Linked DNA regions of Homo sapiens: region 2 is linked to region 1. The links are chromatin loops, found by intact Hi-C in ENCODE. Cell type or tissue: GM12878. All regions are shown on one strand. Each heading gives the region's core, and the rest is flanking DNA. Links, peaks and the distances in the headings are about the cores only.

The links. Peaks named below come from ENCODE experiments on the same cell type or tissue, not always from the same donor. Only the 100,000 strongest peaks of a DNase experiment are listed, where the experiment ranks them.
Region 2: it touches region 1 in a loop (1.8-fold over the local background); 1 of 110 quality-filtered maps calls a loop at or near these places.

Annotation. Positions count from the first base shown.
Region 1 is chr5:77,847,475-77,857,769 of GRCh38, reverse strand. No RefSeq gene overlaps it. Among named protein-coding and RNA genes, the nearest start is that of TBCA, 76 kb to the right of the region's middle. RefSeq lists enhancers at 5,554-6,061, 6,062-6,571, 9,183-10,131, 8,463-10,295. In GM12878, for the core only: no CTCF peak of the experiment used is centred there; DNase peaks (open chromatin) are centred at 4,123 and 4,849; H3K4me3 peaks cover 2,373 bases; H3K27ac peaks cover 2,266 bases.
Region 2 is chr5:77,713,767-77,724,061 of GRCh38, reverse strand. The region is part of intron 1 of TBCA (tubulin folding cofactor A); the gene reads left to right. Among named protein-coding and RNA genes, the nearest start is that of TBCA, 57 kb to the left of the region's middle. In GM12878, for the core only: no CTCF peak of the experiment used is centred there; a DNase peak (open chromatin) is centred at 4,901; H3K27ac peaks cover 2,055 bases.

The sequences.
Region 1 (10,295 bases), core at 1,016-9,015:
TTATAAGAGAGTCCTGTAACATTCTTTATGAAGTCAGTGTCTGTTACCATCAATAATAAGGGGTGTGTGGTATATGCCACCAGATTTGGCCCATGATAAAGAACTTCTGTTACTAACAATTATGGCAGTGGCAGTAGGGATATTGGAGTGGTAGTGGAGGTATTAGGGACATGATCAAGGTGACAGTAATAGCCTGGGCAATAGTGAGACCTTCTTTCTGCATTTTTTTTTAACTAGCTGAGCGTGGTGGCTTGCGCCTGTGGTCCCAGCTATTTGGGGAAGCTGAGGTAGGAGAATCACTCGAGCCTGAGAGGTCAAGGCTGTGGTGAGCTGAGATCACGCCACTGTACTCCAGCCTGGGTGATAAGCAAGACCCTGTCTCAAAACAAACAAACAAACAAAAAAACAGTAATTGAGTGGTCTTTGTAAATTAATTAAATTATCTTTATTTACTTACTACTCTTTAGCTCTTTATTATACAATCTAAAACATTTGGGATAAGCCACCATGAATAAAGTTATGTTCACAATTCTGGGTGCCCATTTGTAGCCTTACCCAAAGAGTGTCAGATGCTAGGAAAACCAGGCCATTACAGTGTGACTAAAAGAGGCCACCACTGTTTTTCATGGTGGTCCCTCCACCCTACAGAACAACCAGGTTTGACTCATATAACTGAAAGTGACAATTATATCACTACAACCATGCCCACTTATCAATCAATCAATATCTATGTTCCAAAGCTTGGTACTGGGGGTTTTGAGGGACACAAAAGGAGAGAGTCCTTTATTCTTGAGGAACTTACCAATAGTACGAGGCAATGTAGGGTGAGCTTCCGTGGGCATGATGGGTTTAATTTAAGAGGGGAACTTAGAATGGAAAGCAATGAAAGGACTGGGACATTCTCATTGTACATTGTCTGTGTCCTAGTCATAGGATTTTTAGTACATGGCATTGTTGTTATTTGCCTACTACATGATGTTATCTCCATTGAGGACATGGGACTTGGTCTCTTCATCTCTGTCTCCCCCGCAATTTGCATATGGATAGTGCCTGGCACATTCGATAAATGTTCATTGAATGAAAGAAAGAATGAATGAGCAAATTCATTGGCAGAGGGTGGTGGTGTTGGGGGCAGGGGTTGGCTACCTCTTTTTTTTTTCTTTTATATATATATATATTTTTTAATTATACTTTAGGTTCTTGGGTACATGTGCACAATGTGAAGGTTTGTTACATATGAATACATGTGCCATGTTGGTGTGCTGCACCCATTAACTCGTCATTTACGTTAGGTATATCTCCTAATGCTATCCCGCACCACTCCCCCCACCCCACAACAGGCCCCGGTGTGTGATGTTCCCCTTCCTGTGTCCAGGTGTTCTTATTGTTCAATTCCCACCTATATGATAAAGGGGATAGGCTACCTCTTAAATAACCTATAGGAAACAGGCAAACAAGACAGGAGGGTGTTCCTGGTGCAAACTGTGATTAAAGTATGCAGGGGGGTGTTCTGAAACAAATCTTGCTGGAATACAGGGCTCAGTGGGTGAGCAGTGGGAGATAAGTTTGGACATGAAGATGAGCCAGATTATTGAAAGACTTGAAAACAGGTTCATAGAGTTTGGACTTTATTCTCTATGAAAGGGTGAGATGTTGGTGTATTTAGCATGCAAGACGAATTTGATGAGAGCAGGGTAATATTAACATTAGCTCGTCTGCCCCAGGCAGAATGAACTGATTAGGCAAGAGACTAGAGCCAGAGCAGATAGTTTAGGAGACTACTGTGATAATCCAAGTGAAAAATGATGATGGCCTCGATGGAATAGTTGGTGATTGAAAAGGAGAGACAGAAAGAGAGGCAATACAAGAAAATCTATAAGAATAACCTATTAAAATGAAAATCCTAAAAAAATTTTGCTGGATAAACCCAAGTTAGGAGGTTTTGTTATCTCATCACTTTCCAGCAGTTTTTGTAGTGTGAAGACTTTTTCAGCATACATTTTTCTGAAAAAAACAGATGAGAAGGGGAGCCCACACATGAAGGCTTCAGCCCAAAATGTTCAGAGTAAGGAACCAAGGAAAGGGTTCCTGTAGAGGGATTGCTATGGCTTTGTTTCCTACAAGCTTCTCCTCTGCTGAGAGGAAGCCCACAAACTGCAGGGAATCTGACTTTCTCCAGGAATGAAAGGCTATGTTTGATCTTGGGGTGGGGACTGGCCTGGGGAGGACAACCATTTCCTGCAGTCTCACAAACCACCGGAATCTTCTTCTCTGTGGATTTAATTAGATCCAATACTTAGTAAACGATCATATTTCCAGCCCTAAACCTTACAAATTGGTCTTGAGCTATATACAATGATGGCGACAAATGTTTCCTGGGGGTTGAGGGTGGGAGGTGGGGGTAGGAAACACACACACACAAAAACCCCACAACAACATTTTTTTCTTTTTCTTTCTTTTTTTTTCTTTTTTCTTTTTTTTTTTTTTGAGACAGAGTCTCACTCTGTCGCCCAGGTTGGAGTGCAGTGGCTCGATCTCACTGCAACCTCTGCCTCCTGGGCTCAAGCGATTTTCCCACCTCAGCCTCCTGAGTAGGTGGAATTACAGGTGTGCACCACCACACCCGGCTAATTTTTGTATTTTTAGTAGAGATGGTTTTTGCCATGTTGGCCAGGCTGCTCCTGAACTCCTGACCTCAAGTGATCTGCCCACCTCGGCCTCCCAAAGTGCTGGGATTACAGATGTGAGCCATCATGCCTGGCCAAGAAAACAATGTTCTGATTTAAAGGAACTGGAGTGGTAGGTTTTTTTCTTTTTTTCCCCCCAATCTTGATTTTCACCAACGTTTTTACTGTGGAGGTTTAGGTCATGTGATTAACCATGTGATTAACTCAGATTTAGACCATTCTGAGAAAGCTTTTGCAGTGGGAATACTGTCCTGTTCATAATAAGCACAACAAAAAACTTACAGATATATTTATATAAAGGAAAAACCAAAATAGGTGTAGGGTAACATTGAAAGCTTAATGCTTGCACAAAAGTCCTCTTTGTTTAAGTTTCTTTTTAAAAATGAACTCACAAAAAAGGTGCAAAAATTAATACTGTGTCCTGGTCCTAAGCTTGAGGCAGATCCTGCATCTTCAATTTAATCTTCTTTTGTGTTCCTTATTCACCCCAGTGATTAGAGGTGGCCTTAAATTTCAGCACTTAAGTGGTGCTTCATGACTTCTTGAACAGGTTAAATAAATAATATCTATATCCCCCAAATTTAACATGACGTGTTGTTAAATGAAGAAGAGAATGAACTATTATCCTTTGTATTTGAAGATTATTCTACTCATGGTGATCACTGATCATGTGTGCAAGCTAGAAAAAGATGTGAATGACCTGCTCCTTTTCATGCTGTAATCGAAGGAGGTCTGGGCTAATTTTCAACTCTGCCCTCAAGATCCTTCTTTACATGTTATCTTAATACTAATGTCACAATAATACTACTACTGCTACTTATAACAATAGTGATCATGATGATGCTGCCACCAACAACAGTATAATAGTAGGAGACTTAATACCCAATATTCTTGTTGGATCTTTTATCAAAATACTGTGATATGGGCAAGGATGTTATTGCCCCTATTTTCCGAACGTTGGACACCGTGGTCATCTGTCTTTTACTGTTCTCAAGAATATTTAAATTAAAATGGAAAAACACCTATTTAATTCACTTTAAATATTAGTAAAATAATATCTTTGCATTGTTCAAATTCTGTCTTAAGTGACTGACTGGTTTTCTTCTATTTGTTTCCATCCTCAAATGATACCTTTCCATCCACAAAAGACTGAACCAAAGACACAGCTCCCATTTTCCTATTCGTTTTTTCATATGGAAGTTTAATGGTGATTTTATTCCAAACCTTGCACAAACATAAATACTGCATTAAAGGAAGATGAATTTATTTTGACCTTTACTGAAAATGCACTGTGAAACAAAGCACTTAAGCATTTATAGCCTGTTAGACACTCACATTACCCACTTCCATGTAGATAAGAAAGTCTTTCCCAGCAAAAGTAATGTTCACAAGCAGAGCAGTTTTACGGGGCACTTAACTGCAAAGCCAGATATTATCATGTTCTTCACTATGAGTCTGTTTTGCTTGGTTTTATGCATCTAAGATCTATAGAAATTAAGGGAGTATCTAAAAATGTTACATTCAAGAATCATAGAGGATGACTTTTTTTGATGGGTTTTGATGAAAATACAGGATATCTGCAACAAAATACTTGGGGAAAAACATTATTTATTAGAAAGGAGATGGAGTGTTTGGGGATTTTGTTTGGTTTCTTTTGAACTAGTTTCTCCCATCTCCCTCCTGTAAAGAAATTGGTGGCATTGTTTCAGTAATTTTTGGTTAAAAGTGGGTTCCACTTCTATTTATAATTATTAACATAACCTGTCCCCTTAAAATAGACCACCCTTTCTTTGCATGGGCAGAAATGAGTATTTTGTGCATTTTATTTTTTGCCATGATCCTTCTCCTTTAGTCATAAGCCTCTGACTGCAGAGCTATTTCCTCCATCTAGATTCTTGTGTCAGAGAGTTGAGATGTTAAACCACAGCAACCATGAAACTTTAAAATCTCTGATGCATGATGAATGGGTGCTGGGCAAAGCAGCTTAAAATCTATGCTTTTGCTTCTCTTTAAACACTTTAAATTGACAGCGCCATAGATCAAACATTTTTACTGAGAGGAGAAGCTTTGGCAATTTAACTTAAACAAGTGCAGAGTTACCATCATCTCAAGACCTCACCCCTCCACAATTACCCCTTCCACCTAGCAGATTGGGTACATTTCTCATTGAGAGCAAGTGTGTGTGTGTGTGTGTGTGTGTGTGTGTGCGCTCGCGCGCGCGCAGTTATGCTACAGGGCAGCGGCCTGTAACCGGGCGGGTATAACACCCCATGCAACTTCCCCCACCGACCCCCATCCCACCCAGTCTCACCCCCAAGGAGGTTAGCCGGGGGATTCCGCCCGCGGCCCGGGACGTCGCGGAGCATGCGCCATGGTCCCGCCTCCGCCCACCGTTACCACAGCCTTCCACCTCCCCTCTCTCCTCATCCTCCTCCTCCTCCTCTCCCTCCCCACCCCCCTCCTGGAGCAGCGAAGTTGGCGCGCTGCCCATTCAGGCGTTCAGCGTCAGCTCCTCAGGGATCAGCAGGCAAAGTCACAGTCTGCACAAACAGAGCTTTCAAATTCATAAAATTCATAGGATTTTTCACAAATGAATGAACACAATTTTCTACCAATTTCCTCATTATGCAAATATGCAAAATATCAAATTTAGGCCAATTAGGGTCCTCCACAGTCCCAAATTCACCCGTTTAAGCCATAATTGCAGAAACTATCAAATAATTACGGTCGCTAATTGGAAATATTTGTGACAGATACAACAAATTCTTGCACAAATTACATTTCATTCGAGGAACCACTGCGCGCCACTGAAATTTTATCGAAGTCTAATTTAACTTACATAATGAGTTGAATTGAGTACTTGTTATCAAATTTGAGCAATTCATAGCCCCGTAATGTGGAATGATCAAATAAATTAAAAGGGAATTTATTCAATATTTTGTTGTGATCCTTTTCTCGGAACCATTGCTATTTTGCAGGGAATTTCCTCCTCCCGCGGCCCGGGGCGGGTGCCTGGTGTCACTGAAGCCCCGGCGGTGCCCGCGGCGGCGGCGCGAGGAGGCTGCGGGTGGCGGGGAGCCGGGAGCCGGGAGCCGGGAGCGAGAGTGCAGAACCCCAGCTCCGAACCGCAGCAGCCTCCGCGCCGCGAGCGACCGGGCTGACGCCCTGTCGGCGTCCAGCTCCGCAAGCCCCGGGCTGTCGGAGGCCCGCTCGGGCCCTTTGCTTTGTTTTCATTAATTGGGTGGAGGGGTCACCGAACACTTCCGGGTGAAGCAAGGGGGAGTCCTAGAAAGGATTTGACTTCTGGAAGTGTAAACACACGCGCGCGCACTTGCACACGCGCCTACACACGCACTTCTCGCGCGTGCACACACGCACACATGCACGCCGCGCACACCCACACCACACACGCACACGCCACATAGACACTTGATCACACGCGCACACGCCACGTGCAGGCACACACATTGTCCCTCTTACACACCCACCACACAGACACACACCCACATACACGCGCGCGCGCGCACGGGACCGCCCGCACCTCGCGCCGGCCTGTAAAAGCCTTGCTGGAGTAGAGCAGAAGCGCGCCCCCTCGGAGTTCCTCTCTCCTGAGCCGGCCTGCCAAGGGTTAACTGCTGGATGGAGGGTCCTGCGATGGTCGCGCGCACAGTGTCCCACGGGCACAGTCACACATAGACACACACATACACACACTCTGGGAGAGGGAACGCGCACTCGCGCTCCCTGGCCTTTGTGTGTGTCCTCGGGAGAGGTCCAACTCCGAGTAATTGAATGGCACTCTAACCAGTAGTCTAAACCCTCCCTGACACGCGAATCCACGCGGCCCCTCTGCACGCATGTCCCTCGCGTGCGGCAAACACACGGGCTGCCGGGATCACCCTCTCCCGAAGGTCAGCCTTGCAGAGAGGGCATTCATTTTCACTTTGCACAGTCGCGCAACACACTCACTAGCACATTTTTTTCCAACTGCCTGTGGCCTCGTTGGCGGGTTATAAATGTCTCCTTCTCCCTGTGATTTGTTTAATCCGTGGAAATGGTGCTGGTCCTATGTAAACAAGCCAAGTGCGGAATGAAGGCAGTCACCCATGCGTGGCCAGCCTGCCTATTTGTCAGAAAACCTTCATAAATACTGAGCTGGGGCTGGGCAAGGATGTGATGTCTCCATTTTTGCCAGGAAAGGGCACGAGGAAGACAAAGCGAGGCACGGCAGCGTGTAACCTTTAAGGGACAGATAGTCTGGGAGCTCGGAGGAAGCTCTTGGGCTAAGTCAATGAGGGAAAATGACGGATGCGGGGCTGACTGCGCGCCTGGCGTCGGCTGGGCGGGAGGAGACAAGGCCCGGGCGTTTTTATACCAGGGAGCACACAGATAAGGGCCACATTGCCTCAGGCCGGGCCCGCGAGCCCGAGGCCTTATGAGGCCTTACGGCTGGGCCAGAGTTGCTTCTTGAGAAGCGAATCTCAGACACCCGCAGGTCTGCAGGCGCACCACCCCTCCTAGTAAACCCGTCCAAATATTTTATTTCCAACCTCACCTGGTTTCATTCAAAGCAAATTCCTGGTGTCCCGGGCAGGTAGACATGGAGCAGAGCTGCGGACCCATCTCTCGATTTGTCAAAACGTCCGTGGGTGACCTGTCCAAGCTCTGTTTGCCCACCCCTAGACTTATGATCCAGCTCCCAAACCTGCGCTTTTTTTTTTAAAGAACAATGCATATGTGGCTAATTACACACTCCTAACAAAAGCAGTAATTACCGCCTGTAATTATCATCGTCCTTATTTAGAAAAAATGTGAGAAAATGTTGAATATTAAAACATGAAAGCAGCTATTAATCAAACCTTTACACCTTCTTTAACTCAGGCGTAATGGTGGGTATTATCATAAATCTACTCTGATAGTAACACAAGAATAATGAGTTCAGTAATGATAGCGATGATGATCATAATGATTTTAACCAACAAAGAATGGTGTAGATTTATTGCTAATAATGTGGTACAGGAACCTCTTTCATTAAAATTACCTATGTGTGTTCTCCTCGCTGGGGTAACCTGCATGTGTGTGTGTGTGTGTCTGTGTGTGTCTGTGTGGGGTGTTGCCACCTTCCTCTGTGGCTAAAGATCAAAGCTGGTTGTTTGCAGCGTATTGACCTCTCTCTGGAAAGCCTTTATCTGAGTCTCTGTCTGGACACAGGGTCCTCCCTTCTCCCCTCAGAAGAATCTAGTTCAGAGACTCTTAGAGGGGTGGAGTGGATGCGGGAGGCCTAGGGCCTGGAGAGAAAGCATTTTGTGGGGCAGGCCTCCTCCTCCAATCTACCCAACTCCTCACCCCTGCACCCTCTCCAGAGAAGGTCACTGTGGGGGAGTGGAGGATGGCATTGGCTATGGTAGATCTTCCAGGTCACAGTCTCAGAAAAGGGGCCGGGTTGGTTTGGGGCTTTGATTGATACAATGAAAAGAGGAGGGGGATAAGGATTCAACCCTTGAGACTCCAGCTTTAAACTTTGTTTTCTCTTCCAAAGTAAAGGGAAGCGCTCCAGGTAGCCTAGGGCCTACGCTTAGAGACCATTAGCCATTCAGAAGCGCGAATGCTAGGGTACTAGCCAGGTGGAAAACACAATAAAGAGAGGGAATGTTCAGTTCACCTGAATGTACTCTTGTTTTTAATGAAATTAACTTGACATTTGTCCTTTGCAAATATTATGAAAATTATCAGTGGAAACCCCTGTTTTAATGTAAACTTTTTTTTAAAAAGACCCCACTTTGGGACATAGTGCTCCATTTCAGTGAGTGGGAGCCCCAGGAGTTCAAACTCCCAAACCTAATTTTGCCTCTGAATTTTCAGTCATAAGCAATTCTCCAAAGCAAATCATAAACTTTTAGGGCTTATGAGGTTTCATAAACAGGAGGCTCTGTGAGCTTGAACTCCCAGAGACCAGTCAGAAAACATAAGTATCCCTCCTGGAGTCCCTGCCCAGGAAAAAGTGTAAATGTAGATATATTTAGTGGGTTTCATAGACTAGTCTGGTTATATTTTCCTAAATGCCAACCTTTCCAATTAACTGTAACATTCTGTCAGTTATGGAGTGTAGAATGCAGTGGTGACATAATTAGGACTTATACATAATAAATAATACATCTATAGTATTTTAGCCTCCACTAGCAGTTATGAGATCAGTGTGTGGGCCAATTAACTAAAGGGGCTTTTTTTAAATGAAGGTACTATAAACACACTGGTTTTAGATGTCCTAATTAGTAACTTGCTCATTAATTAACTTTTTGATTAATTGTGTAGCAATCTAATTTGTAGATGAGCCACTCAAAGAGTGATACCTTGTAATTCTTTTTTCTGTCTTTAAAATTCCCCCGTAAAATGTAATTTTGTATCCAGCTGGCCTCTTAGTTGTGGAAATTCTCTGCTTAAAAGATGCTCTGCTTTTGGTCTAAAACTAAATGTCACTTAATCCTTTCCTATCTGGACAGGACAGTCTGGCTAGAGGCAGAGGGTGAGGAATAGGAGGAGTGAGGTGGGTAGGGGCACAGGCGGGCAGAGTTCTGCTAATAATATGAAGAAGTGGATAAAGGCCGAAAGTACTCTATACATTTAGCCTAAACATAATTCCCCCTACTTTGTAAAGAAAAGAAGAGAGAAAGCACTTATGACTTTCATCATGACCAATTCTCAAATCCAAAAACCATTTTAGGGGAAAAGAAATAATTTTTAAAGAAAACTTATGGTGGCCTCCATACCCCTATCATGGACTAGCCCAGGGGATAATTTAATGCAGTGGACAAAGGGCTAATGGCCGATTTCAATAGGAGCTGCCTCACACTGGAACATCCCGGGGCTGTTCTATTAGCATCAGAAAGGGCGCCAGGCCCTGTTTCCACCAGAGCTATTGTTGCCCGGGTGTGTCGCCAGTCCTATCCTGCAGAAAGCCTTTAGCCCTGATGGCAGATGATTCTCTAAGTGAATAGAGATGAAGGCAGGGATATTAAGTGACTCTATAAAACATCCCGGACACAATTGTGTGATTGATGGAGGACAAAGTGGGAACAGCAGGACACAGGATCCTGGGAGAAGCAGCCTTGTCAATGCGAGAAACCCATCTCTGGAAACAGCTTCTCCTGGAGGAGTTTGCAGTCTATTTGTATGAGTAATCAGCTGGGCCCCCTCTCTGTCAGCCCTGTTTACTCACTGATTTTCTCAACAAGACAACCATTGACACTGGATGGATGGGGCTAATCTGGCGCAGAACTGGCGGCTTCGCAGAGGCTACAGGTCGAAAATAGAGCACGGTGCCAGCTTCACCTCGCCTAATCTAGCAGCTAATATTTATTAGAGCCAATTTATACCGCTGCTCTCTCAAAGAGCAAGGAAGTCCTGGGTGCAATTAATAACATGGGCAATAACCACAGACAAACAAATAAATAAGGGTTTGTGAACTGTTTGGTTGGTTTTAAGGGAGGGTGGGGAGAGGACAGGGTTGGGTTTGCCACCTGGAACTGCAAGGAGAGGAAGTAAAGGTAGCCTTGAAGCCCCTGAAAAGGGGCATTCTCTTTGGCCCCCTCATCCAATCTCAGAGCAACA
Region 2 (10,295 bases), core at 1,118-9,117, 130 kb after region 1:
GAATTGAGAAAACAAGTTGTACCTTTGTAAATTTATTACCTGATCTAAAAATGAAATTATTGGTCTTTCAAATCATATGGGTAACTATTTTAATAATGGAAAATTTGAACTGCAGCTTAAAGTTTTGAAAACATTAAAAACTATTTCAAAATATTTATGAACTCTTGGAATAACATGGGCACTTACATTCTCCCACACACATCATAAGAAGTTACTTTTTCTAATCATAAATCATATTCTCTAGTTTCTGAATGTCACGTGTCTTTTCAAAGTATTTAAGATACGCAGTATCTATTACTACATTGTCTTAGTATTTCCTTATTACCACAGCATATAACATAAATGAGTGATTTAAGTTGACAGGCGACAGTGACTAAAGGACCTTGCAGTGCCTGGAAAATAAAATTTCATACAATGGACTACAGGTATTTTTTTTTAAGGCCATTCTCAATTTTCCAGGAATTATAGTTTGGAAGAACAAGTAGTCCAGTAGGTTAAATCAGATGGTTGGGAATTTCAAAGTTCAGTTTCTCACAGCATTAAAGCTAGACATTTAGTCTGTTCTACCATAATAAAAATGCTACCCATCCCCCACATGATCTGGTCTATTTCAGATGTTTAAATTAGTGGATATTTGTTAATGAATGTTTAGAGATCTATAAATGGCAAATTTTATGTACTAATTTGTTCATAAACTCAAGTTTCTACAAGGCCCCAGTTTTTATTATAAGTGGTTAGTTAACGTTTTCTAATGAAGCCATCTTACTTTAAAATTACTTTTTTTAAAAAAAAATTGTAATACTTTATAAGATTTGTAGCTTAAGGACCATTGGACATTTATTACCATTCAGTTAGTATATCTAAGGTAAAAAATAAACTTCCAGTAGGAAAAGTTGAATTGGATTTTTTTAAAAAAACCCATTTCATCAGCCATTATAATGTTACTATATAATTTTTCAAACTAAATATTTTTCTTGATAATACACAAGATGGTATAGCTACTTTCTACTAAAATGTGAATTCAGTTGTAAGCAAATTAGAATTCTTTTAAATTGGAATTTAAAAAAATTTAAAGTAGAATTTTATAGAACAGTTATAATGTTCCTTGTTGTTTTATTTAATATTATACTATCATAGAGAGATATATGCTAGTATTAGTTTTGCTATTGTTAATGCCACATTAAGATGTAAACACCAATTTTATTTAAATTGATAATATATTTTATTTTATATAAATTGGAAATTTTGAACAGAATAGTTTATATTTAATGTTGTGTAGAACTACACCTTAGAAATTTAGGAACAAATTTATCAGTCACTAAAGTCAGAATTTTGCATATTACTTTTTCATCATTTTGGATTCCAAGTTGATGGAATCTGGTTCACTAGCTCTTAATAAGCATGTTGAAAAAGTGTTCTGTGCTCGAATTAGTTTGGGAAGGGTTGAGTTAAACAAAGTTTAATATGTTTCTTTACTGTAAGATAACTCAAAAGCTGTGATTATGTGAAACCTTTAAGAGGGGAAGAGTGTACTTCCAAATACACTTTGGAATTTCCAAAAGTTTATTTTTGGAATTTGGTATTTCCAAAACTTTATTTGTTCATAAAAACGTTGTTACTTTCGTTTACTTTTGCCATATCTATTAACATTTCTTTGAAGAGCATTCCTTTTTCCTCTATAAAAGAAAGCAGTTGTTACCACATTTGAATGGCAGTTTGGTTATATTTACATGATCAATTAAAGGACAGATTTTCCCCTCATACATAATACAAGTTAGAGTCAGCTGGCTGTAATTACAGCTCCTGTGTCTTTGTTTAATCCCAAATGTTACAGTTATTACTTGGGGTTTTTAGGTTGACCAGAAAAAGGAATGTTTGTCACAGATGTATGTTTATGTATAATCATGATAGTCTATCCACAGTCAGGGTCCTGAAAGATTCTACCAAGTAATTCATCAGAAATAGTTCAGGAAGACTGCAGAACAACAGCTTGCAAAAAGTTGTGATGCTCTTCAAATGCCATAAAAGACATAATTTATATATTTTTTTCTGTTTTTGTGAGATAAAGTTAGAGATTTTTCGTGTTTTTACATGCTAAAACAATACTATTCTCCTGTTTAAGCCTCCAGTTGTGAAAATGCAACATTTTAAAATAATGTTTACTGGCAAATTCAGGAAGTCAGGCTGTAAAATGACCATTTTACTTTGAGTAAACAGGTGAAGAATGAAAGGGTAAAATATTTGATACAGAATAGACTTTTTTTAAACTACAGGCTATAAATAAGGTGACTTAGACAAGAAAGATTTGGAGGGCTTCAGAGTCTTTCCTAGCTGTTAAAATTGTGTCAAGTACAGCTCTATGCCAAGTACTATTACCAAATTTTATTTAAAAGTAATTAAGCAGTTAAGGACTTATAACGTAGTTTTTTAAACTCCAAATTTTGATGTGGTAAAGTACAAATTAAATATACATTGAAAATGGACCCTTTAACATATACCAAATCAGTGTATACGTATACCATCAGATAGGATTATTGTGTGAAAATTATTTGTAACTCTTAAGTTTTTCTGAATGAAAATTATTAATAATGATTATTTTGTCATTCTTTTGTACAAAAGGACTTAAGACATCAATATCAGTAATATGAAAATAGGAATCTTCATACATGCTTCTTGGACCATTTTGACTTAATGAACAAAATCTTAGTTCAATACGCTGCATAAACACATTACATATCAAAGTGCCTCTGTATAATGCTAATAATCCGAAAGCCATGAGTTCTCTGAACCCAACTAAGAAATCCCAGATTCTGTTCCCAAATTTTCTGATCAGTAATTTCAAGAATAACCTGAGTTGATAGGTCACCAAGAATAATTGCTGTAGGAAATATCATTAAATTGGGCTTATTTTGTAGTTTGATAAAATTCAGATATCCTGACTAATGCTAACTTTTATTATCTGTGAGAAGCTAAAGTCATTTCCATCCAAATTTTCTTCACCCATTTAAAATAGTATGATAATCAATATTAGTTTGAAATAACCAAATAGCCCATCATCTGTCTGTTTTAGACAAACAACTATTTATTTCACACAATAGAACAGAATAGAGTGATGATGTTGGATATTCCTCTCCTAATACTCTAGTTTGCCAGCATCCTCTTTCAGATGCTACCTTTAAATCTCTTTTGGATCTAAGTTATATATAACAATTTTGGAAGGAAATTATGAATAATAAAAGTACAGATGCAGTTCATCCAAGGAGAACCACTTATGTACCATGTTTTAGGTTCTCCACTTCTTTTAACGCATCTAAGATAGACTTCGCTTTTTAATTTTTTTATTTTTTTGAGATGGAGTCTCACTCTCTGACCCAGGCTGGAGTGCAGCGATGTGATCTCAGCTCACTGCAACCTCAGCCTCTGGGGTTCAAGTGATTCTCCTACCTCAGCCTCCCAAGTAGCTGGGATTACAGGGGCCCGCCACCACGCCTGGCTAATTTTTATATTTTTAGTAGAGACAAGGTTTCACCATGTTGGCCAAGCTGGTCTTGAACTCCTGACCTCAGGTGATCCACCCACCTCGGCCTCCCAAAGTGCTGGGATTACAGGCGAGAGCCACCGCGCCTGGCCGACTTGGCTTTTTTAGAAGTGTAATAACTGCATTATACTCTTGACTCAAATTGAGCTTGCAGACAACTTAGCTATTTTCCCCATGATGTTCACAAGGCAGTCCTACTTTATCTAGTAATTGTATAGTCTCACTTAAAAACAAAACAAAACCCCTCACATGCAGAACTTTACCCTATCCATCTGTGTTTCCTTCTGTTTTTCTCAGACTTAGCCAAACCAGTTGCAATGAGAGGTTTCTAGTGAACGATACCGCAAAGGTTGTGAGATGAGAGCATGATTACTATGTTGACAGCTCAAGTTGGGAAGGGTATCATTTTAGAGAGAGATGATGATGATCTCAGTTTTCAGCCTGCTTCAGTTGCTAGTGGGGATGTCTAAATAGAGATGTTACAAAGGCAGTTAGAGATATGGGTCTGGACAGAGGATAAAAAGTCAAATGTACAGACAGATTTGTGATTTTAGGTGGTAATTAAAACTGTCAGAGTGTTTTGTATGGAGATGAAGCAGCTGTGGGAGGTGCTATTGCTTTCTCATATAAACTCAAGCAGAAGCTATTCACAGTGTCTTTAGCCCTTTCAGTAGTATGCACTTTTTAATCTCACTGACATCTCAGGACCTTTGAGGGACCTTTTAAGGGACAGGTTAGAGGATTCGTGAAATAATGAGTTTTATATTTGTGTTTTTTGAATTTTCATTCTAAGATTTATTCATTTATTAATCCTTGAGATTCATAGTATTGAAAAAAGTGATACTGATTTTATGTTTGACATGCATCATTTTAGCTGTTTATAAAATGTCTAACTTATTTTTTAAAATTAATTAAAGCACATATTCTACTTCAGCAATTAATAAAACTTGAACTGTCTCCAGTTTAATGGATTAATTAATGGTTACTGAGAAACTATAAGGTAACAAATACCATGAAATTAAACATTCATTTTCTTTCATTTAGGATACAAGAAATTGAGAACATGTTGCTTCCGGTGGTGGGAACTGAGTGGCTGGGGTCAGGGTGTGTAGGTGGTGGGTTGCCTTTTCACAGTATATTCTTTTGTGCTATTCAGATATTGAACCATGGAATGATTTTACCTTGGGAACAGATCAAAGAAATTTAAATTTTGAAAATTGCTTCATTTACTTTAAACATACGATTGTATTTTCTGTAGAAAATATTGACACTTGAAGTTAGAAGTCATGATTTCACATCCTGTTTTCATCGTTTCTTGGACAGCTGGCTTTTCACTTCTTTGAATTGCAGGTTCTCATTTGAAAATGAGGCTGACGATAGTTGCCCTGCTTACCACGCAGGGTAATTATGAGTTATTTCATTCAGCAAATATATCTGTGAGGCATATATTCTGCTAGGTGTGATATGAGACATATTTTCACACCTTGGGGGATTTATTTTTAATTGTCGAAGTAGACAAAATTTCAACCTATTGTGATGATGCAGATAAATATGCTATGAAGATACATAGACAAAGGATCCACAGTGTCAGCTTGGGAGAGTGGAAGGATTGATGTTAGAGTGGTCCTCCTGGAAGACAGGACATTTATTTGAGTTAAGTTTTGAAGAATGAGTTGGTTGGGAGAGGATGAGGAGAGGAGACATTCCATTCAGAACAAGCAGCATCTCCAGCCCCATCTCATTTTATGTGTTTCTGGGTAGCACACTTTTGTTTTATTTTAAGTTTTGTTAGGAGAGGATACTGTAGCAGGTTCTTCCTTAGTTTTGCTGACTGTTGACATCTTAACTATAATTCTCAAGTTTGGGAACAGTGAAAAATCTCACTTAGGACTTTATAATGACCACAAGGATTGGTGGAAAATGACTAAAACTCACTGAATTTTAACTACATACATTGTACTGTATAGACCATTAGCACTAAATCATCAGCTTCTGATGTCAACCTTAGTTCTTCCGTACTAAGGAACTAGTGAGAATTCTTAATTAATGCAGTTGACTTGCATTTTTCCAATTGACTTTTTTCTTCCTGCATCCAAGTAGTAAGTGGATACACTTCCTGGTGCCATATTGTTTCCTTTGAAGCACAGTGAAACTTCTTACCCCATAATGGTCTATAGATTTAGTATCTAGCTACTTAATTCCCACTCTCCATTAAGTTGCAGTTTATAGGCCTTGATATTTTACTATTCAACACCTAATATCCTGTAAGTTACAGAAATACTTTGAAAATGTGATGTAGATAGAAGGTAATATTATTTATTCTGAGTATTATCCTTTAGTAGCCACCATGATTATTAAAAACAAAGTGGTCTTGGTTTGTTTTTTGTTTTTTTGAGACAGAATTTCACTCTTGTTGCCCAGGCTGGAGTGCAGTTGTGCGATCTCAGCTCACCACAACCTCTGCCTCCTGGGTTTGAGGGCTTCTCCTGCCTCAGCCTCCCGAGTAGCTGGGATTACAGGCCTGCGCCACCTCGCCTGGCTAATTTTGTATTTTTTAGTAGAGACAGAGTTTCTCCATGTTGTTCAGGTTGGTCTGGAACTCCCGACCTCAGGTGATCTGCCGGCCTCAGCCTCCCAAAGTGCTGGGATTACAGGCGTAAGCCACTGCCCCCGGCCTTTTTTTTTTCTTTTGAGACAGAGTTTCGCTGTTGTTTGCCAGGCTGGAGTGTAATGGCACGATCTCAGCTCACTGCAACCTCTGCCTCTTGGTTTCAAGCGATTCTCCTGCCTCAGCCTCCCGAGTAGTTGGGATTACAGGCGTGCACCACTATGCCTGGCTAATTTTTTTATATTTTTACTAGAGACGGGGTTTTACCATGTTGGTCACGGTAGCCTCGAACTCCTGACCTCAGGTGATACGCCCACCTTGGCCTCCCAAAGTGCTGGGATTACAGGCGTGAGCCACTGCGCCCGACTAAAAGCAAAAACAAGTTTACACTGTTTTAAGTGTGAAATACAGACTTTTACACAAAATTTATATGGAAAAATTTTTAATATAGTGGAAATCCCCATAAAACTGGGGATTGTATAGGTAATTTAATCTTACTTTCTTCATGTTTATTTGTAGATAGGGAAAAAATAAGAGATACTTCAATTTCTAAATGATTTGTTTAGAATGAATTAGTCTCAAGTAGGAAAGCATTATTTCTGTACTTACAGAACAATCTTCTGCTGTTAGTGACTATCATTTTAGATGTTTTAGCTTCAAGTAACAGAAAACAAAACTGTATGTGGCTTAACTATAAGGATATTTATTATCGCCTGCAATAAGAAAACTAGAAGCAGTACGCTTTTACGGTTGGTTGATTTAGTAATTCAGTACCATCATCAAAGACTGCAGTTCTCTGACTAGATTGACCTGTCTTTTTAGGCAGGATTTCCTCATGATCCCAAGGTGTCTGACACAAGTGGCAGGTGTCACACACAGGTGACAATGTCCAGGTGAGAAAATGGATTATATCCCATTTATGAGCAATGGCAACCTTCTCAGAACCCCCAGCAGATGTCTCTTATGTAGCTTTGGCCAGAGTTGGGTCATTTGCACGTGCCTAAACTATCACTTGGAAAAGGGGGTAAAATCATTGTGATTGGTTTCTTCCTTTGAAGGGCATGACTTCTTGGCTGATCATAAGCAAAACTGGATTCTGTTGTCAAGTAAGAAGTGGAGGAATGGTTGCTGGGTAGGCACCTAACAATGCCTGCTGTAATTGAACACATTTAGACTTTTATGTTCAAATGTTTGAGAATTACTTAAATTAGTAGCTAAGGATATGGAGTTTAACAGTTCTTTGGCACTTAACAAATGTGAGAACTTGGACAAGGTACTGAAGCTCCATTAATTTTGAATTAGTAGTTACTAAAATGGGAATAATACTAGTACCTGTTTGGTTTGTTTTGAGGACTTAAATGATATATATGGCATTTAGCATGCCTTGGCACACTGCTTGGTTCATAGTAAGTGGTCAGTTTGTTGTTAGCTGCTTTTATCATCATATTTAATTTTTATTTATGTCAAGTGATTCAAGCTTTTGCCTAAATTCATTACATATGATATTTCATGATATACCAATATCATAACTGTCTGTCGAACTTCACCAAATGGCAAAAAAGTTTTAGGAGAGCAGATTTGTTGATGCCCATTGGAAATGCTAAAACCTCAGATGTCATTCATCCAACCTAACTTCTTTCATCAGTGTTATCAATCTTTAGCTTAATTTCATTAGTAGTATCATTTTTTGATCAGCTTCCTGAAATACACTAACTTAGATTTTATTCATTTCTGAAATATTGATGTCTTCATTAACTTCTATTTTCATTGACTCTTTTAAAAACATTGTGGAGAGGCATAATTAAAAAGAGATTGTAAAATAGAGATAATACTACTTAAATAGGATCAAAAGTATTAAATGCAATACAGTACCTAAAGGTCTGTTCATATAAGGCCCTCAATTTAAGTTTGTTCTTTTCCATAATCCCTCACACAACACAAATCTTAAATATACTGTTCGTTTATTCAGAGACAGGAGAGTTTGTTATCAGCTATATCAGTAGAGGAGAACTGTATATAACAGGGAAAAGGAAATTATACTAGAGGCTCCAAACAGGGGGATTTAATACCTGTTTGAAGGAATTAATGACACAGGTGTTGGTATAATTTTTATAAAATGCCAAACTTTCATTAGTTGATCAGGAGTCATCTTACCCACTTTTTACAGCATGTTTTTTCTTAAACTAAATGTTATTAACTGCTTATTGTGTTCTAGGCACTGTGGGAACTAGCCTGCCCAAAGAAGACTTTTTATAAATCCAGGTTAAATGGATTCTCTTTTTCACCAATTGCTTCATATTACAACCATAACCATTTGTTGCATGTGTGCTTTTGTGGGTGTGCATGTGTGTGTGTCAGGGGGATGAGGTTCCTGGAGTTTCTAATTATTTTCATTTTTATAATTGAGAGAAAAAACATGACTTCTTTATTATATCATTAATATCTTCTACCTTATTACTCATTGTCTCTGTTCCTTAGAATCTATTCTATCCTTCTTAAAGATGTTTTCATAAGAGCTCACACTAAGATCCTCATTTAGACTGATTGTTTTTCAGGCCTATAGCACAGTGTTAACCTTGGGATGTATTTTTCCTTTGTTAGGGATTATGTTGACAAGGACTTCCTGGTTTCATGGCTTCTTTTCTTGGTTTTCGTCTTCAATTTGCTGGAGTACATTAAGTAAATTTCTCAGGTGACATAGTAGATCAACTTTTTACATTTTTATGTAACTAAAAATAGATCCCTTGGCCTATAACTTCTTTCATCAGTTATTTACATAGCTTATTGCCTCTTTGAAATCTTAACTCATGTGTCCTCTTCTCAAAGAGACAATCCTATTTTAAATTGCAAACCCTCTGTATTACCAGTCCTCCTTCACGGCTTTTTCTCCATAGCACTTTTCACAATCTAACATGTTACATATTTTGCTTATTTAATTTTATTTCCCCACTAAAAAGTGCCATAGGGCAGGGATTTTTGTAGTTCATTGCTGTATCCTTGATATATAAAATCATACCTGGCACATAGTAGCCCTTTAATAAATAATTGTTGGCCGGGTGCAGTGGCTCACGTCTGTAATCCCAGCACTTTGGGAGGTCGAGGTGGGCGGATCACAAGGTCAGGAGATTGAGACCATCCTGGCTAACACGGTGAAACTCCGTCTCTACTAGAAATACAAAAAATTAGCTGGCCGTGGTGGCAGGTGCCTGTAGTCCCAGCTACCTGGGAGGCTGAGGCAGGAGAATGGCATGAACCTGGGAGGCGGAGCTTGCAGTAGGCTGAGATTGCGCCACTGCACTCCAGCTTGGGCGACAGAGACAGACTCCATCTCAAAAAAAAATAATAATAATAATAGTAATAATTGTTAAGTCAGTTAATGAATTTTCTTCTCCACCTTTTATTATAGTTATAAATCCAGGTTATAAATCATTTTCTCTCAAAACTTTGAAGGGATTGCACCATCTTCTTCTGATATCTACTGTTATTAATGAGAAGTGTAAGTCAATCTGATTCTTCCTTTTACAGATGACCTATTCTCTTTTTGAAAGCTTTAATTTTTATGGAGCTCTGGAAATTCTTTTTTTGTTTGTTTTTTTGAGATGGAGTCTCACTCTGTTGCCCAGGCTGGAATGCAGTGGTACGATCTTGGCTCACTGCAGCCTCCGCCTCCCGGGTTCAAGCGATTCTCCTGGCTCAGCCTCCCAAGTAGCTGGGATTACAGGCACCTGCCACCACACCTGACTAATTTTTGTATTTTTAGTAGAGATGGGTTTCACCATGTTGGGCAGGCTGATCTCGAACTCCTGACCTCGAGTGATCCTCCCACCTTGACCTCCCAGAAGTGCTGGGATTACAGGCGTTGAGCCACTGGAAATTCTTAATGTACATAGATGGGGTTTTTTTTTTTTTTCAATGGATTCTGTGTGCGTCTAAAAGGCACTTATGAAGCCCTTTCAGTTAAGATTGCTTTTCTTTTCCAGCTTTGGGAAATTTTATTCTTTTAAAAAAAAAATCTTTACTTGCTTTGTTTCTGTTCTGTCTATAACTCCTGTGGGTTATATAATGAACCTATCAGATTTATCTTATTTTCCTGTGGTGTTTCATTTCTCTCATTTTAATTTTACTTTGCTGTGGTGTAAACTTTAATAT